Linked DNA regions of Homo sapiens: region 1 is linked to region 2. Evidence: read pairs that join two places in POLR2A ChIA-PET (ENCODE). Cell type or tissue: PC-3. All regions are shown on one strand.

Evidence for each region. ChIA-PET counts read pairs that join two places held together with the same protein. Peaks named below come from ENCODE experiments on the same cell type or tissue, not always from the same donor. Only the 100,000 strongest peaks of a DNase experiment are listed, where the experiment ranks them.
Region 1: POLR2A ChIA-PET joins it to region 2 with 12 read pairs; 2 of 35 experiments call an interaction of 5 or more read pairs at or near these places.

What each region holds. Positions count from the first base shown.
Region 1 is chr6:37,133,271-37,141,270 of GRCh38, reverse strand. No RefSeq gene overlaps it. Among named protein-coding and RNA genes, the nearest start is that of PIM1, 33 kb to the left of the region's middle. RefSeq lists an enhancer at 2,997-3,833. In PC-3, no CTCF peak of the experiment used is centred here; DNase peaks (open chromatin) are centred at 3,590, 5,030, 6,490, 7,100 and 1 weaker place; H3K4me3 peaks cover 2,760 bases; H3K27ac peaks cover 5,883 bases.
Region 2 is chr6:36,224,301-36,232,300 of GRCh38, reverse strand. BRPF3 (bromodomain and PHD finger containing 3) reads right to left here. Exons shown (of 13, transcript NM_015695.3): 11 at 6,937-7,034; 12 at 3,245-3,399; 13 at 1-1,875. The coding sequence ends at 1,692. Among named protein-coding and RNA genes, the nearest start is that of BRPF3-AS1, 31 kb to the right of the region's middle. In PC-3, no CTCF peak of the experiment used is centred here; no DNase peak of the experiment used is centred here.

The DNA of each region.
Region 1 (8,000 bases), 910 kb before region 2:
TTTTGGAATCTTTTTTCTAATTCTTTCACTTGGTACAATGCATTTGAATGCCTTCGTTTCCCTAACTGCAAAAGGAGTCACAGCCAAATAATTGAAAAATCAGAACACAACTAATGCCATCTACCTGCAGTGTAAACCATCCAGGCAGATGATAATTTATGTTTTACTTTAAAGTTGTTTTTCTTTCTTTCTTTCTTTCTTTTTTGTTTTGAGATGGAGTTTCGCTCTCGTTGCCCAGGCTGGAGTGCGCTGGCGCAATCTCGGCTTACCTCAACCTCCACCTCCCAGGTTCAAGCAATTCTGCCCCAGCCTCCCGAGTAGCTGGGATTACAGGTGCCCGCCACTATGCCCAGCTAATTTTTTGTATTTTTAGTAGAGATGGGGTTTCTCCATGTTGGCCAGGCTGGTCTCGAACTCCTGGCTTCAAGTGATCTTCTCACCTTGCCTTCCCAAAATACTGGGATTACAGACATAAGCCACCATCACTGGCCTAAAATTATTTTTAATTTGTTATTTTTATGACAAATTTATTGAGTACCACATGTGCCAGGTACTGTGTTAGATACTGGGGATTTTAAGATAATAGGATATAACTCTTGCCCTCAGTGAGAACACGCTGAACACTAAAGGTAGGTGAAGGGAATCTGGAAGGTCTGGAGGGTCTAGCTATGAGTTTTTCAAAAATATGATCTGAGGAAAACAAAATTGGCCTTGAGTTGATTGATAATTGTTGAAGCTGGGGATTGAAACATGATAGTTTAATATTACTATTTTGTCTCTTTTTTCCATGTTTGAAATTTTACATAACAGAAAAGTTAAGAAAAAAATATGTAATCTGGGGCCATAATCTGTAGAACCGCATGGAAGAGACTGATTGAAACACAGATTCTCTGGCCCCACCACGGTCCTAGTCAGCTTCTTGATGGGGTTCAGGAATCTGCATTGTAAATAAGGTCTTTGTATGAGTCCTATGCCTACTAAAATTTGAGTTCCTTGGCAGAGGACACAGTACATTCCAAGACTGGAGGCAGAAGAAAGAAGGAAAACTTTTTTTTTTTTTTTTTGAGACAGAGTCTCACACTATTGCCCGGGCTGGAGTGCAATGACATAATCTTAGCTCACTGCAGCCTCCGCCTCCCGGGTTCAGGCGATTCTCCTGCCTCAGCCTCCAGAGTAGCTGGGATTACAGGTGCCCGCCACCACGCCTGGCTTATTTTTTGTATTTTTTAGTAGAGATGGGGTTTCACTATGTTGGCCAGGCTGGTCTTGAACTCCTGACCCTGTGATTCGCCCACCTCAACCTCCCAAAGTGCTGGGATTATAGGCGTGAGCCACCGTGCCTGGCCGGAAAACTATTTATCAGAGAAGAAAAACTTCCTTGGAAGCCACTTAATGAGATCAGACAATTTCAGTACTATGTAGAGGACCTTTGCAGAGCCTGAGTCTAGGCCAAGGCATCTTAAATTGTAATGTACACAGGAATCACCTGGGAGCTTGTGAAAATGCAACAGGTTAGAGTGGGGATTGAGAGCCTGCATTTCTAGTTATCTCCCAAGTTAGCCGCTGATGCATTGCTGCTGGTCTGGGGATTGCACTTTGATAAGCAAGGGTTGGGGTAGCCTTAGTATTTTACAGATAAGAAACTGAGGCCTAGAGAGATGAATACTTGCTCTGTTGTTGCAGGCATTGATTCTATCATTTTGTGCTGCTATCTCCTAAGGATGCTGAGCCTTGGTAGGAGCCTATTACCAGTTGGATGTCATGAGCAGGCGGCACTTTAAACATAAAGATTGCAAACCTGGGGCTGAGCTGCAGTACAGATTTCTTCTCAGCACCTTGGGAATGGTCCAAGGAGTTGCAATGTGGCTGTTCTGCCACAGTCTGTTATTTCTTATCACTGTTACTGCATCTTCCAGGTCTGGTCTCTTGAATTCTATGAGAGTTCTTTGGCAATCATTAGACCTATTGAATGCATAACCCTATGCACTAACATATGCCCAGATTTATCTCATATATATATATTGTTGTTGTTGTTAAATGCTATTGCATTGAGCAAGTTTTGCAACTCTATCCTGAGTTGCAAAGACAACATGGGTAGACATCTATTAAATGTACTTCCTAATATTGGGACAGGAGTGAACTCCTTGATACAGGAAATTCCATGTCACACAAAGCTTGTAAGCTCAGGGAACTGATTATCCCAGGCGGGTACAGATTCAAAACTGCTTTGCTTTCTCACCCTCCTTGAAGGATAGATAAGATAGTTAAGCATCCTTAATGAAAAAGGATGCTTGGGGGGGTACTTCCTAACCTTTGAGGAAGAGGTTGAGGTTGAGTCAAAGAAGCTGTCCCTGTCCTGTTTCCCTGTCAGTGACAGAACTCAAGACAGGAGGACCAAAGAACTGACCCAGGGGCACGTTTCGTGATCACTAATTTCCAGGTAGTGAAGACTCAAGACATTTCTTAACAAAAAACATTACCAGAACCGCCGCACCCCCCATACTCCCCCACACATTCTTTTTTTTTTGAGTCGGAGTCTGGCTCTGTCCCCCAGGCTGGAGTGCAGTGGCGCGATCTCAGCTCACTGCAAGCTCCGCCTCCCGGGTTCATCCCATTCTCCTGGCTCAGCCTCCCAAGTAGCTGGGACTACAGGCGCCCGCCACCACGCCCGGCTAATTTTTTCGTATTTTTAGTAGAGACGGGGTTTCACCATGTTGACCAAGATGGTCTCGAACTCCTGACGTCGTGATCCATCCGCCTCGGCCTCCCAAAGTGCTGGGATTACAGGCTTGAGCCACCGCACCCGGCCTCCCCCACACATTCTCTGCCTATCTTGAAGCATCTCTTACTCTGGTCTTGAAACAATTTCTGCTGAAATGACTCTGAGTTAGAACGCCCTGTGATCTTTCCTAAAGACCTGAGCATGCCTCCTTGACATGCATCGCATTTACAGTTATATCCTTTCCCCTTGATCCAATGACTCATATTCCCTGAACCCTTTTATCTAAAAATGCTAAAGAGGGGACAAATGATTGGTAAGCAGAATCTCCTGGCCACTGCAGTCCCAATCAGAGTGAGGTTTGAAAGCTTTTCTTAGGCTCAGAGTCCAGGGAAAAGTTAATTTTTGGTTCTCGGCATGTGGACTTAGGTTTCTGTACCGGCGAGGAGTAAGGATGTGGAATGAGTAAACTCCCTGGGAGGTGGGGGGTGGGGAGGGGATGGGGCCTCCCTGGAGCCTCGGGCCATTAGTAATCTGCTTTGTGAATGGAGTTAAAGGAGGAGGGGGCTGCACATACTTGGAATTCCTTCATCTGGGTGGGCTCCTTCTCTCCAAACTTTCAGGATGTGGGAAATATAAGATGAAAGAAGCTGCATTTCCAGCCTATCAGGTTACAGCGTGGAAAATGGAGAGGGAAAGAAGTAGGGGGTGGAGAGTGGGGCGGGAGAAGGCCTCCCCGAGAGGGGCCAGGGAAACCCAGTTTGAGAACTGGCTGGGGAGAGTGAGAAAGAAAGAGTGCTGGGGCGGTCAGATCACGTTTCACATCACATCAGAGCTGTGGAATTTCCTCTCTTCTAGGGGGAGCCCTGTGAAGATGAAGTTGGTTTAAGGTTAGTCGGTGATGAATAATAGCCCAAAGGCGACTGATGGAGGGTGTTACTAAGTGACTGGTGTTTACAAGCAAAGCTTTGGTGGTGGGGTTGGGAGGTGGGAGCGGGAGCCATCTTCAATCTGAGTTGTTCACCAAATTCTGTGACCCGAGAATGGAGTCCATGTATGGATTTTATTTGTGTCTGACCTCTGTGGTATGCAGAGTCCTGAACACTCGGGCTGAGAAGGGGAGCAAAAGAAATGGGAAGGTAATTAGAAAAGGCGGGAGAACCTCCAGCGTGGGTAAGGGATGCAGGGCCCTCCGGGCACAATCAGTTTCTGCTTTGTGTCTCTGGCGTCCCTGGGGCGGTCCTGGCAGGATCTGTTTCTGTTCTACTTAATCCACGTGCTCCACACCACTCAGTTGTCACTGCCTGGCTCTCCGAGGACCTTACCTCCCCAGAGATGCGTTTATTTTTTAAGTGTACCCAGGCGGCTGTCCCTCCTTATTTTCTGTTATGAGAAAGAAAGCTCCACCCTGGGTGTGAAACAGAAGTGTGAAACTTCTGCGAGGCCGGGTAAGTGGCTCCTGAGGCCAGGTACACCCTCCTTAGGGAAGAATAAAAACAGTGGAAGACCACTGGGGTCAAGTTTGGGCCTAAAATTAAATAAAGGACAACGGGAGGGAAAATGGAACCAAGCAACTGGGCTGGTGGTGGCGTGTTAGGAGAAAAAGAATGTTTATTAAACCCTGATACCAACCACAGTCGGGTAATGTATTGTTCTAATATTATGACGAATAGAAAGTTATTAGATGGCATATAAATCATCACATACTACACATGACAAAAATATTGCTTGTTTTGAAAAAATTAGAATACAATAAAATACGCTTGTCACAAACCATAGCAAGCTTCATTTCATCTTTTTTCTCCTGTTTCAGAAAGCTGTTTAGGATTTTGCAGTATATCAGGGTCATCATTTTCAAACATCTATTAGTGCCATATTGTAGTCGCGTGAGAGGTTCAGTTAATAAAGGTTTCTGGTTGATAGATGGCTAGAGCAAACAGACTTTTGCACTATCTTCTCTGAATTGCTACTGAGTTATTACAATACACTGAGTCCATATTTTATCACTTTACAAACCATACACTCATATTTTCCCCTCCTCCCTCCCTTTCCAAACACTACCACCTCCAATAGTTTTGAGAAAAATAAATAGAATATTTCCTCCTCTTTGCATTAACTCCTCACAGCTCCCTTTCCAACACGAGCTGTAGCCTTGAACCTTGCTGGACTCAACTCCATTGCCTAATCCTTGCTGGTTTTGACACCCACAGTCATTTTCTAAGACTGGCTTTTTTTTTCTTTTTTTTTTTTTTTTCGTGAGGCCTATTAAATTTGGGATAGGTAGTATATTTGAACTGGTCCTTCTGGATTTCTGAGTGGTTTCCTAAGAACAGGTAAGGGTAGTAACTTGAGTGGTATTTCCTGTGTGCCCCAGTGAAATAAGTCAACAGCATGTTTTTCTAAGTTGAAATGAAAATTAATATTTTTTTTTGAGATAGGGTTTTGCTCTGTCGCTCAGGCTAGAGTGCAGTGGTGAGATTACAGCTCACCTTGACCTTCCGGGTTCAAGCAATCCTCCCACCTCAGCCTCCTGAGTGGCTGGTACTATAGGTGCGCACCACCATGCCTGGTTAATTTTTTTTTTTTTTTTTTTTTTTTTTGCGGGGGGGCAGGTATTTTTTGTAGAGACGAGGTTTTGCCATGTTGCCCAGGCTGGTCTTAAAGTCCCAGATTCAAGTGATCCACCCACCTTGGCCTCCCAAAGTGCTGGGATTACAGGCGTGAGCCATCGCACACAGTGGAAAATTATTATTTTTGAGACGGAGTCTCGCTCTGTCGCCAGTCTGGAGTGCAGTGGCACAATCTCTGCTCACTGCAACCTCCAGCTCCCTGGTTCAAGTGATTCTCCTGCCTCAGCCTCCCAAGTAGCTGGGATTATATGCACTCACCATCACGCCCAACTGATTTTTGTATTTTTAGTAGAGACGGGGTTTCACCATGTTGGCCAGGATGGTCTCGATCTCCTGACCTCAAGATCCGCCCGCCTCAGCCTCCCAAAGTGCTGGGATTACAGGCGTGAGCCACCATGCCTGGCTGGGAAAATTAATTTTTGAAAGTCCTGTAGTCAGCCTAGTCCACCGTAGCCTGCTGTTGACCTTAGTTTTGGAAGAGCTAAGGACTCAAATGTTAAAATTAGAACTGACTTTCAGTACTGGCCCTACCTACCAGCTGAGTACCTTATTTTTATTTAACGAACACTTATACAACATATACGAGGTACCAAGCACTGTTCTAAGTATTTTAGAAATATTTGCTTGGCTAATCCTCATAGTGGTGTTATTGTAATATAACACTATTATGAAGTATGTTGTTATTATCCTCATTTTACAGATGAAGAATCTGAGATGTAATTTGCCAACCTATGAACCTGAGTTTCAGCTCACTGCCCTAGCATATCCCCAGTTGGCTGGAGGGATATAGCCCTGTTTCCACATCTGCCTGCATGCAACTTTGAACAAATCACTTGGCATTGCTAGGAGGCATATGAGGGGTATGAAACTGTAGGCGGCAGGGGAGACAGGGCCTTTACACACACATGAAAAAGCAAAGAGCATGTATTTGGTACCCTTTTAGGGAGCGAGAGGAACGGGAGATTTCTCGGGCTGTTCCTCCCACCCCCATCCCTGCATAGAGCAGCATGTTTGGGTTACTTCAATACCTTCTTATAATTCAATTCACAGCCTCAGCCTTGTACCATTTCCGTTTCCTTGAACTGCATCTAGACGTGATTCTGGTCCCCACCAGCTTCTGACCTCATTACTCATTCTGTTTACAGCTTGGCCTCACCCTTCAGACTGCCCTGATTTCCCAGATAGGAATTTGGCTGCCCTCACTGACTATGATTCAGATTTTCGCCCCAGCCACATTGCACCAGGCCCTCCTGTGTCCACACCCCTCCGCTCAGGCTGGCACCCTGGGACCCTCACCTCCTTCCCTCACTGAAACCCCTGTCAAGGATCAGGCAGGTCTCTATAAAATACATCCCACCACGGAGAGTCTGGGCAGGATTACGGAGGATCTTGAAGGAAACTTGGGAAACTCTTGAAGGATTTGGAGTTGGGGGATAACGTGATGAAGGGGGATAGATTAGAAGGAGGTAAGGCTGGAGGCAGGGGCCTCTGTCAATGAGCTATTGCAGTGACACAAGTGACCCAAGGAAGGGCTGAGGGGGGTGCCCTGTGGAAATGGAAGTGAAGCGTGAATGGGAGACAGAAGATGAATCTCAGGACACTTGGTCATTGCCTGGATTTGAGAGGAATGGGGTGAGGAGAGTCGCACACCGCGATTCTCCAAGGTTCCCATATGAAGCATCTGGGAAGCTGATGACTCAAGGACGGGACCAGGGTGCTTGTGAGGCAGTGGAAGAGCCTGGCCTCGTGCCTGGCAATTGGGAATAGGCTCAACAAATGTTTACAGGAGGAGGTATATTTATATCAAACCTCTAGATCTAGTCATTAAAATGTTAATGCCTGGCCGGCCACTATGGCTCACGCCTGTAATCCCAGCACTTTGGGAGGCCAAGACAGAATGATTGCTTGAGCTGGGGAAGGTCGAGGCTGCAGTGAGCCGGGATCCTGCCACTGCACTCCAGCCTGGGTGACAGAGTGAGGCCCTGTCTCGAAAAAATAAAAATAAATAATGTGGGTTTTTTGGGTTTGGGTTTTTTTGAGACAGGATATGGCTCTGTCATCCAAGCTGGAGTGCAGTGGCACAGTCTCAGCTCATGTAGCCTCAACCTCCTAGGGTGAAGCCATGTTCTCTCCTCAGATTCAGTAGCTGGGACTATAGATGCGCCACACCATGCCTGGCTAATTTTTCTATTTTTGTAGAGACAGGGTTTTGCCATGTTGGCCAGGCTGGTCTCGAACTCCTGAACTCAAACCATCTGCCTGCCTTGGCCTCCCAAAGTGCTGGGATTACAGGCATGAGCCACCAAGCCCAGCCCCACAAAAATAAATAAAATAAAATAAAATAGGTTGGGAGTGGTGGCTCACGCCTGTAGTCCCAGCACTTTGGGAGGATGAGGTGGGTGGATCACTTGAGGTCAGGAGTTCAAGACCAGCCTAATCAATATGGTGAAACCCTGTCTCTACTAAAAATACAAAAATTAGCCAGGCGTGGTGGTATATGCCTGTAATCCCAGCTATTTGGGAGGCTGAGGCAGGAGAATTGCATGAACCCAGGAGATGGAGGTTGCAGTGAGCCAAGATCACGCCACTGCACTCCAACCTGGGTGACAAAGCAAGACTCCATCTCAAAATAAACAAATAAATAAATAAAA
Region 2 (8,000 bases):
TGTGTGGCCACACAATGGAGGACTCCAGTAATGGAAACTATAGGCCTGAATAATTTAGAACAGTATTTTACAATTATATACACCATGTCCTTCCCTAGCCATATGCTGTATTGTTTTTATTATTATACAAAATCCAAAACCCCATCCTTTTAAGTTATAGTGTTTTGTTGGTTCCCTTTTAAACTCTGGCTCATGTCCCAAATGTATAAGAAGTTGTGGTGGTTGGTTGGTTGTATTTTTAAAAAGTCAAGTGTGTAAAAATGGCAGTGATCTCCCCAGTGACTGTTTTGTCCAAAACTCCCCTATGAAAAATTTAAAACAATTAAAAAGAATATCAGGTTAAAAATCAACATGGCAATCAGCGGCCTGCAACTGGCCCTGCGACTTTGGTGCTCAGGAGGTGAAAAGAAATGTCCAGAGAACAGACACTGAAGCCTCTGAAAGTTGTGTTGGTTTGTCAGTCAGCATTCCCCATTCACAGTTTTTTTTTCCTTCCATTTTTGAGAAGGTGAAGGTGGGGAGGGGGTTGAAGAGAAAGAAGGAAGGAGGCAGAGGGTTTGAAATAAAAGTAATGCATTCCCTGGAGTTGGGAAGTGGGAGTAGCAGAGGCTAGGCAGGGCAGGGCAGAGCGCAGGCCAGGAAGATGTTTGGTGGCAGGCGCCATGCCATCCAGGTGGTGGAGAGTGAAGCTTAAGACTGCAATTGCAGAAAAAGTCCATGAGGAGAGAAGAAGGAGAAAAGGGGGAAGAGGGCAGACCCAGCTGACGAGCACAGCTCCACACAAACCACCCTCGACATCCATGTGGACAGATGGACACTCGCACACCCAGCCTGATAGGAGCCCACCCTGAAGGCTTGGACCACCTCGTGGCAGCAAAGAAAAAAACAAGAGGGGACCCGCCTTGATCCAGGGGGCACACTTGCAGAGCTGGGAAGTTGTGTCAACAGCTAAAGGGAAGGTCTGTGGGTGGGAGGTGGTGTCCTGGGGGAGGGGGTCATAGGTTGTGGGCTGGCCTCTGTCTGGGCCTGAGGAGCCTGGCAGAGACACCACCTGGCATAGCAGCTGGCCTCAAGGGGAATGAGACATTAAAGAAAAAGACCAGTGTGGTGACGGTTTCTGTCAGTTTGGCACAAGAGAAAAAGAAAAGGAATATGGGAAAGAGAAAGCAAGACTGGGCAATGGGTGCAGAAGATGGGACCGAGAAGAGGTGTGAGAATAGGCGATAAGCGGGAGAGAGTGTGAGCTTGGGGAGATTCCCCCTGGGACCCTGGCGTATCCACGGCATCTCTGGGATCAGTGTCGGAACCTCACCCGCCCTGAGGTGTAGTTAGTGGGAGTAGGATGGAGCGGGCCAGGCAGCCCCTCAAGAAGGAGCCCAGGACCTCTTGCCATCTGGGCAATCTCCTAAGCTGGGCCCAAGCCCCACAGCTGTTTCTACTTCTAACTGGTTCTTCAGTGAAATATCCCCTGAGGGACCTTGGGTGGGAGTTTTTGGCACACAGCAGGCCTGCCAGGAGAACCATGCGATTGGTCAAAACTGGGGCCTTGCCCTTAGTGGGGAGAAAGCCCAGTCCCTGGCCTACCATGAGAGGGGGAAGCTGCCGGCCATACATCTGGCAGGGGCAGAAGAGGCTTCTCTGTGCCCTGCGGGATGGAGGCAGGGCAAGCGGATGCAGGCCCAGCCCTGCCCTTACAGGTAGCTGGAAGTGACGAAGGAGTGGGGCCCCCGGACTCTGCTCAGGTGGATCATCGCACGGTCATAGGCCACCTGCACTGACTTGCGGATGCTGGTCTTGCGGCCTTCCAGCATCTTGAGCTTGTCCACGGTGTCTTCCACACCCAAGGGCAGGACTTTGTCCCTTGGAAGCCACTGCCTGAAATGCAAGCACAGTAAGAGGCTGGGCAGTAGTGGGTCTCACAGGGGGCTCGGGCTCCTGTGGCCCCACTTGGCCAGGACCAGCAAAGCCAGGGAGAGGGTACAGGGCAGAGGGAAGCAAATTGGGGGACTCCATGCAGGAGGCCACCAAGAACCTAGCAGGTGAGGACAGCAAGCAGGATATGCAGGAGTCGGGTGGGGGAATGGCATGGAATCAATTTTGCAGCTAGGTCCTTCTCTGGGCCCTTACTCTGTTTGGAGAGTTGTAAGGGTCCATAGGCTAAGAAAGGCCCACCTGCTGCCCTCTGGGGCCAGCTGAGCCACCCTGGAGGGCTCTGAGCCTCGCCTTGCGTTGGAGAATTAGGGGGCGATGGCTAGGAAGTAGAGCTGATGCCAGGAACTGATAAACTCATCTGTGGTGGGACCTGCACACTGTGTATGTGTTTTTAAAGCTCCCCGGGTGAATATAACATGTGGCTAAGGATACAGCCTTTGGAGCAAGATCTTGTTTTGTATCTTAGTTCTGGCTACAGGGTCTGGACTTTCTGAGCCTCAACTTCCTCATCTGCAAAATGGATTATGAGGGGATTAATGAAGACTTAAATGAGGATTAAAAGAGATCAGATATATAAAGCAATCTGCATAAGGACATGGAGTAAGCACTCAATGGCAGCTACTATTATCACTGTTTTTATTAGCTAGTTCTCCCTCCTCACTCTATAGAAGCTAAGGTGAAAGCACTCTCTTGTTGGTGCTAAGAGAAACCTTAAGTGTTGTAAACCATAAATGAGCAAGTCTCCTGTAGCGGACACTGCACTGGCCAGAACCCCCCTCAGGACGGAAACATGCTTCCCAGAAGCTACTGGAAGTGCTGGAAGCTCACAGGCTCTCATCTGAGTCCCTCTCTAGGAATCACTCTCCACCATGGAAGCCTCAGGCCCAGGCCACACCCCTCCCTCAGGGCAGTGGCATTGAATAACTAGTTGGCACAGGGCAAAAAGGCACAGGCCCAATTCCTGACATCTCTTATCTTGTTGAGCCACCCAGCTCCAGATGTGCCCAGTGGATGAGCTGAGGCAGCAAGTGGGCTGTAGTTCAACTTCTGCCCAGTGCTGCATCGCTCCCGCCCCACAGCTCTCCTCAATAGCCTCCTGATGCAAGTCTCGACCTCAGAGTGTTTCCCAGGGAATCTGATCTGCAACACCCCTCAGTTACTATTAACATGCCAAGTGCAGGCCTGTTGCTGGCAAGTGGAGACCAGGGTAACTGGTAACATCCATGGCCCCTCTGTACACCTCACTAGCACAGCACCACTGGCACAGACCCCTGGCGTGCCCCTCAGCCCCCTCACAGCAGCACCCACTAACCAGGTGCGCTTGTTGTCAAAGAAGAGGACAAGGAAGAGCTTCTCTCCAGCCTCTGCCTGTTTCTGCTCTCCCAGCTTCAGCACGTCCAGCGGGGGGACAGGGATGGGAACGCCATTGTGCAGGAGGCCCTCCCGGGGCATCTTGGGATCGATGATCTGGAGGCAGAATAGAAGATGGGCACTCAGTGAGGGAGGCCAGGGTGAGCAGTGCCCCTGCTGCAGGACCAACTGCTGAAGCACCCACACCAGGGGAGTATCAGGCCTGAGTGGGATATCTTTGATGTCCAGACCAGACAGGCAAACCCCTTCCTCCAATGTCCCTTAGGACAGAAGAGTAGAGGTCACTTTTTTTTTCCTGTCAATTTCCCCTTAGTACCTTTGCAATTCACCTCAAATGTTTGGGGGCCTTCCCTAGGTACCACGGCTATGAAGAAGGCTTTGCATCGGGAAGGCCATCCAGTTGGTTCTAACGAGGTCTCTGGTTACCCACTACCTTCCTGTCTGACTACAATCCTTCCTGATACATGGACCAGATATATTTGTGACACCTCCATGGTAAGATCAGAGAGGAGGCTCAGTGTATAGCTAGAGAATGAGCTTGGAGGTTGATGGAGAGGGGGGTATGATGTGGGTGGAAACAAGGGCCACTGGAGGCATTAATCCTTGAGGCAATAAGCTCCACAAGGGCAGCAGCTGGGCCCTTCTCCTTCAGGTTTGCTTCTGGCATCCAGCCCCACCTTGCCTGGCTCAGAGACGGCAGGTGCTCAGCAAAATGCCTGGCAGCATCAACACAACAATCAAAATCCAGGTCTAGGGAGCACTTTCAAAGTTTCCAAAGCTCCTAATTATTCACACATCATCTCATTTCAATCTCTTGCTGATGCTGAGAAGTCTGCTAACAGGTGTTAGCTGACAAGAGGAAAACACCAAGCACAGAAGCAGAATGTAGCTGGCTAAAACCACATTGGTACTAAAACCAAACAAGGCTTGGGCCTCCACAGCCCACTGCCTCCTACACAGCCCCTGCTTCCAGAGCAGACAGCTAATAGCTCTGGGAGCAAAGACTAGGAACTTACTGAGGAAGCAGCCTTCTCCAGAGACAGAGCAATCTTACTTCCTATACGCTGTCCCAGTGGGCCCCTTCTTACAATAAACTGCTCTCATTATTTACCTTTGCTTGTCTGCCAATTTCACTACATCCCTCTCAAGATAAGCAGCTGAAAGCAGCTGTTCTGGTTAGGAGTTTACTCTAAGGAAGAACCACCTTACCCCACCCACCAGGTGTGTAATTTGATCAAAACTCTCTCTCCCAGCCTGTCTGTCCCTCCTGGGATTGAAGTAAAGGGTCTTAAGGAGAACCACCATACAAGCCCTTGTAAGCTTCCTTGATTACCAAACAAGACAGTGAGGCTACTCTGATATGTTTCCTCTTGACTAAGGCATGCTGGTTCCTGCCTTGGAACCCAGGGTGCTTGCAGAGGGTAGATTGTGAAAAATTTCCCCTGAGGGCAAAAGCAAGGTGGGTAAGTCTGCCAACTGAGGACAGCTTTTGTGTCCCAAAATAATAAATGGTCCATTCATTCAATGAATACTATGCAAATGTAAAACAACATGGTAACAAAGTTTGTGATAAAACTTAACATATGTGTACATACACTATTATTACAACTATAATATGAATATGCGAACAATAAATAGAACGATACAAAATGCTTGGAGTCAACATTAGAATGGTGGGGTTTGTGTTTTTTCGCCTCTATTTTTCCAAACTTCTATAATGCAGTATATTACTCTTACAAACAAAAACAAAAACAAAAACAAGAAAAAATGTTTAAAAGACAAGAAAAAAAAGACAAGAGCCAGAAAAAATTAAAAACTTTATATCCACTATTTATGGATGCAAATACATACTGAAGAATGCATAGGAAAAAGACTAGGAGAGCATACACCAAAATAAAAACACAGGTTGTGTTCAGGTGGTGGCTGAATTTCTTTAATCATGACAAAATGTATAATTAAGAGGGTAATTAAAAAAAAGACGAGTTTTAGACTAGTTTTTTTGCATTGTGAGGTATTCTGTCTGTTTGTTTTTTAAATCCAAACCTGCACAGCTTAATCACTTCTTTAATGACTGAGCTGGGAGTCCTGCGGTTTCACCGCTGGCAGGGCAGAGAGCCCTGTGAAGGCAGGCAGCCCCAGGCCCTAACTCTTCAGCTGCTAGGTCACAGTATGGATTTTCCCCACCTGCTACTGCTAAGGAGGGAGTAGAGTAGGCAACATGGTTTCCAATATGGTTCCAACAAACTGTATTAATACAACCTCTTTGAGCTATAATTTCCTTATCTGACCAAACAGGATCAGAATTCCTCCTCTCCTTATCTTAAAAGGCTGCTGTTAAAAGTTGCAGATATGAAGGGGCTAGGAGAAACCCAGAGTCCTGTATACATGTAAGAGGCTGGTGGGGTGGTTCCCAACCCTGGCTACAGATCATCTAGGATGTTTTCTAAAAAATATTGATGCCTCAGTCTGGCCTCAGAGAGTCTAATTTGATAGCGCTGGGGTGGAGGTGACTTGATATGGGTATTGTTTTAAAAATTTCCACAGATTATTCTGACATGCCCCAAAGGTTTAGTATCAGTGGTATCTTCCAGAGCTAGGTGGACACTACCTCCCCAACTGAGAAAGAGTTCAGAAATAACAATCAAGGTGGTAAAAATTGAATTTTTAACTGCTACTACTATGACAGAAATGAAAAGTTTAGTTACTGCTGGTGTGAGTATAAACCAAAATGAACTTCCAGCAACTTGGCAACTTGTATCAGAATTCTGCATAGACTTTGCCCCAAGAAGGGACTCCTAAGAATTCACTGTAAGGAAATAATCATGGATGTGCACAAGGGTAAAACTACAATGATGTTTATTGCCAACTGTTTATCATAGTGAAAAATTCAAAACAATGTAAGTGACCAACTAGGGAATGGTTAAAATATGGTACATGCATACAACTGAAGACGATGCAATCATTAAAAGTGATGTTGATGAAGAATGTTTAATGGCATAAGATGTGCATGTTCATGATATGCTGTTAAGTGAAAGGGAGGCTAAAAGCAATATGGTCTCATATATATGCATATTTATACATTTTTTGTAAAAGAGTAAGTGGATATACACCCCAAGTTATCCCTGCAGGACTGTGGATGATTTTGAACTCAGTGGCTCAGAACACAGGCTTTGACATCACACATTTTAAGCCCTGGGCTCAAATTCCAACCCTGTCATTTATTAGCTGAATGACCACAAATCATCAGTTTTCTTCTTACAAAATGTAATAATCATACTTTCCTCAGTATTTCAAGGACTTAGCATGACAAATATTTAATAAAACGTCTAAGCATTATCAGTAGCTTTAAAGATTCTCTAAAATGGGCCCTGTTACTTTTATGCATAAGGAAATAAATAAATGCTATTAAAACTCTAAGAACCCTGGCCTTGATCTGCATACTTTTAGCCTATTTTTAGTGCTCCAAGCTGGGAGCCTTGCTAGTTTGACCCACTCAGGCTGGGGCAAAACCCCCCTCCCCTCTACAGCTAAAGACACTCTGACTCCCACCACACTCTGCTGGCTTAATCCAATCAGATTAGCCCCCAAGGCAAGGCAGGGGAGATAGGAGGGTGGCGTCTGGGGCAGACTCACCAAGGCAGGGTAGGAGGGGTAGCCTCGGCACTTGGCCCACACCAGCTCCAAGGGCTCCAGGTCTCCGCGGTCTTCAAAGGGCAGCAGGAGGCTTCTGCCTGGGGGTGGGGGAGGGGAGGAGACAGCACCCAAAGGGGACTTGGAATGGTGCCCAAAAGGCCTGCCTGTGGCCTCCACTTGACTGGGGCAACCCAGGAATGAGTCACAACATCCCCTCCACCCTTCCTTTTCCCTCTCCTTTCCTTAGAAGTTAGACTGGATCAGGGGTCAGCAAACTAGTTCTGTAAAGGGCCAAATAGTAAATATTTTAGCTTCTGTGGGCAACACGGCCTCTGTTGCAATTACTCAACACTGCTGTTGTTATAGCATGAAAGCAGCCACACACACAATCTATAAATGAATGAGCATGGCTATGTCCCAATAAAACTTTATTTTTTGGACACTGAAATTTGAATTTCATGTAATTTTCATGTTATGAAATATCATTCTTCTTTTGATTTTCTTTTCAATCATTTCAAAATGTAAAAACCATTTTTGGCCCATGGACCATACAAAAATAGGCTACAGGCCATAGTTTACCGACCTCTGAACTAGAACCCTAAGACAGCTTTCCCTGGAAAAATGTTAACTGCTTCATCCTCATGGCCTTAGGGAGAAGGGCCATAATCCAGCTTGGGCAATGCCACATACTGCTCTCTGGGCCTCCCTGAGTGCGGAGTCCTCATGATGGAGGCTTCATGGACAAAGATGCCAGGGAAGACATCCTGGTAAAATTACTTGCTAACTGAGTTATTTTCTGACAGGGTCACACCTAGCCATCTAGGACACCTGGATGCACGGCACTCAGCAGAGCTAAGCAGTCTGCAAGTCCTTCACATGCCTTCTTTTGTCAGAAATGAGACTGGGTATCCCTGGAGCAGGCACTGCATCCTTTCATCTTACTTTGCTCTGCACTCAACGCACTAACACATGTGAATGAGTGCTTCACAGATGCTTCTGAACACACAGAAGAACCACTCTTTCCCTCCCCACATCTATACACTGGAATGGGCAGGTGACCACAC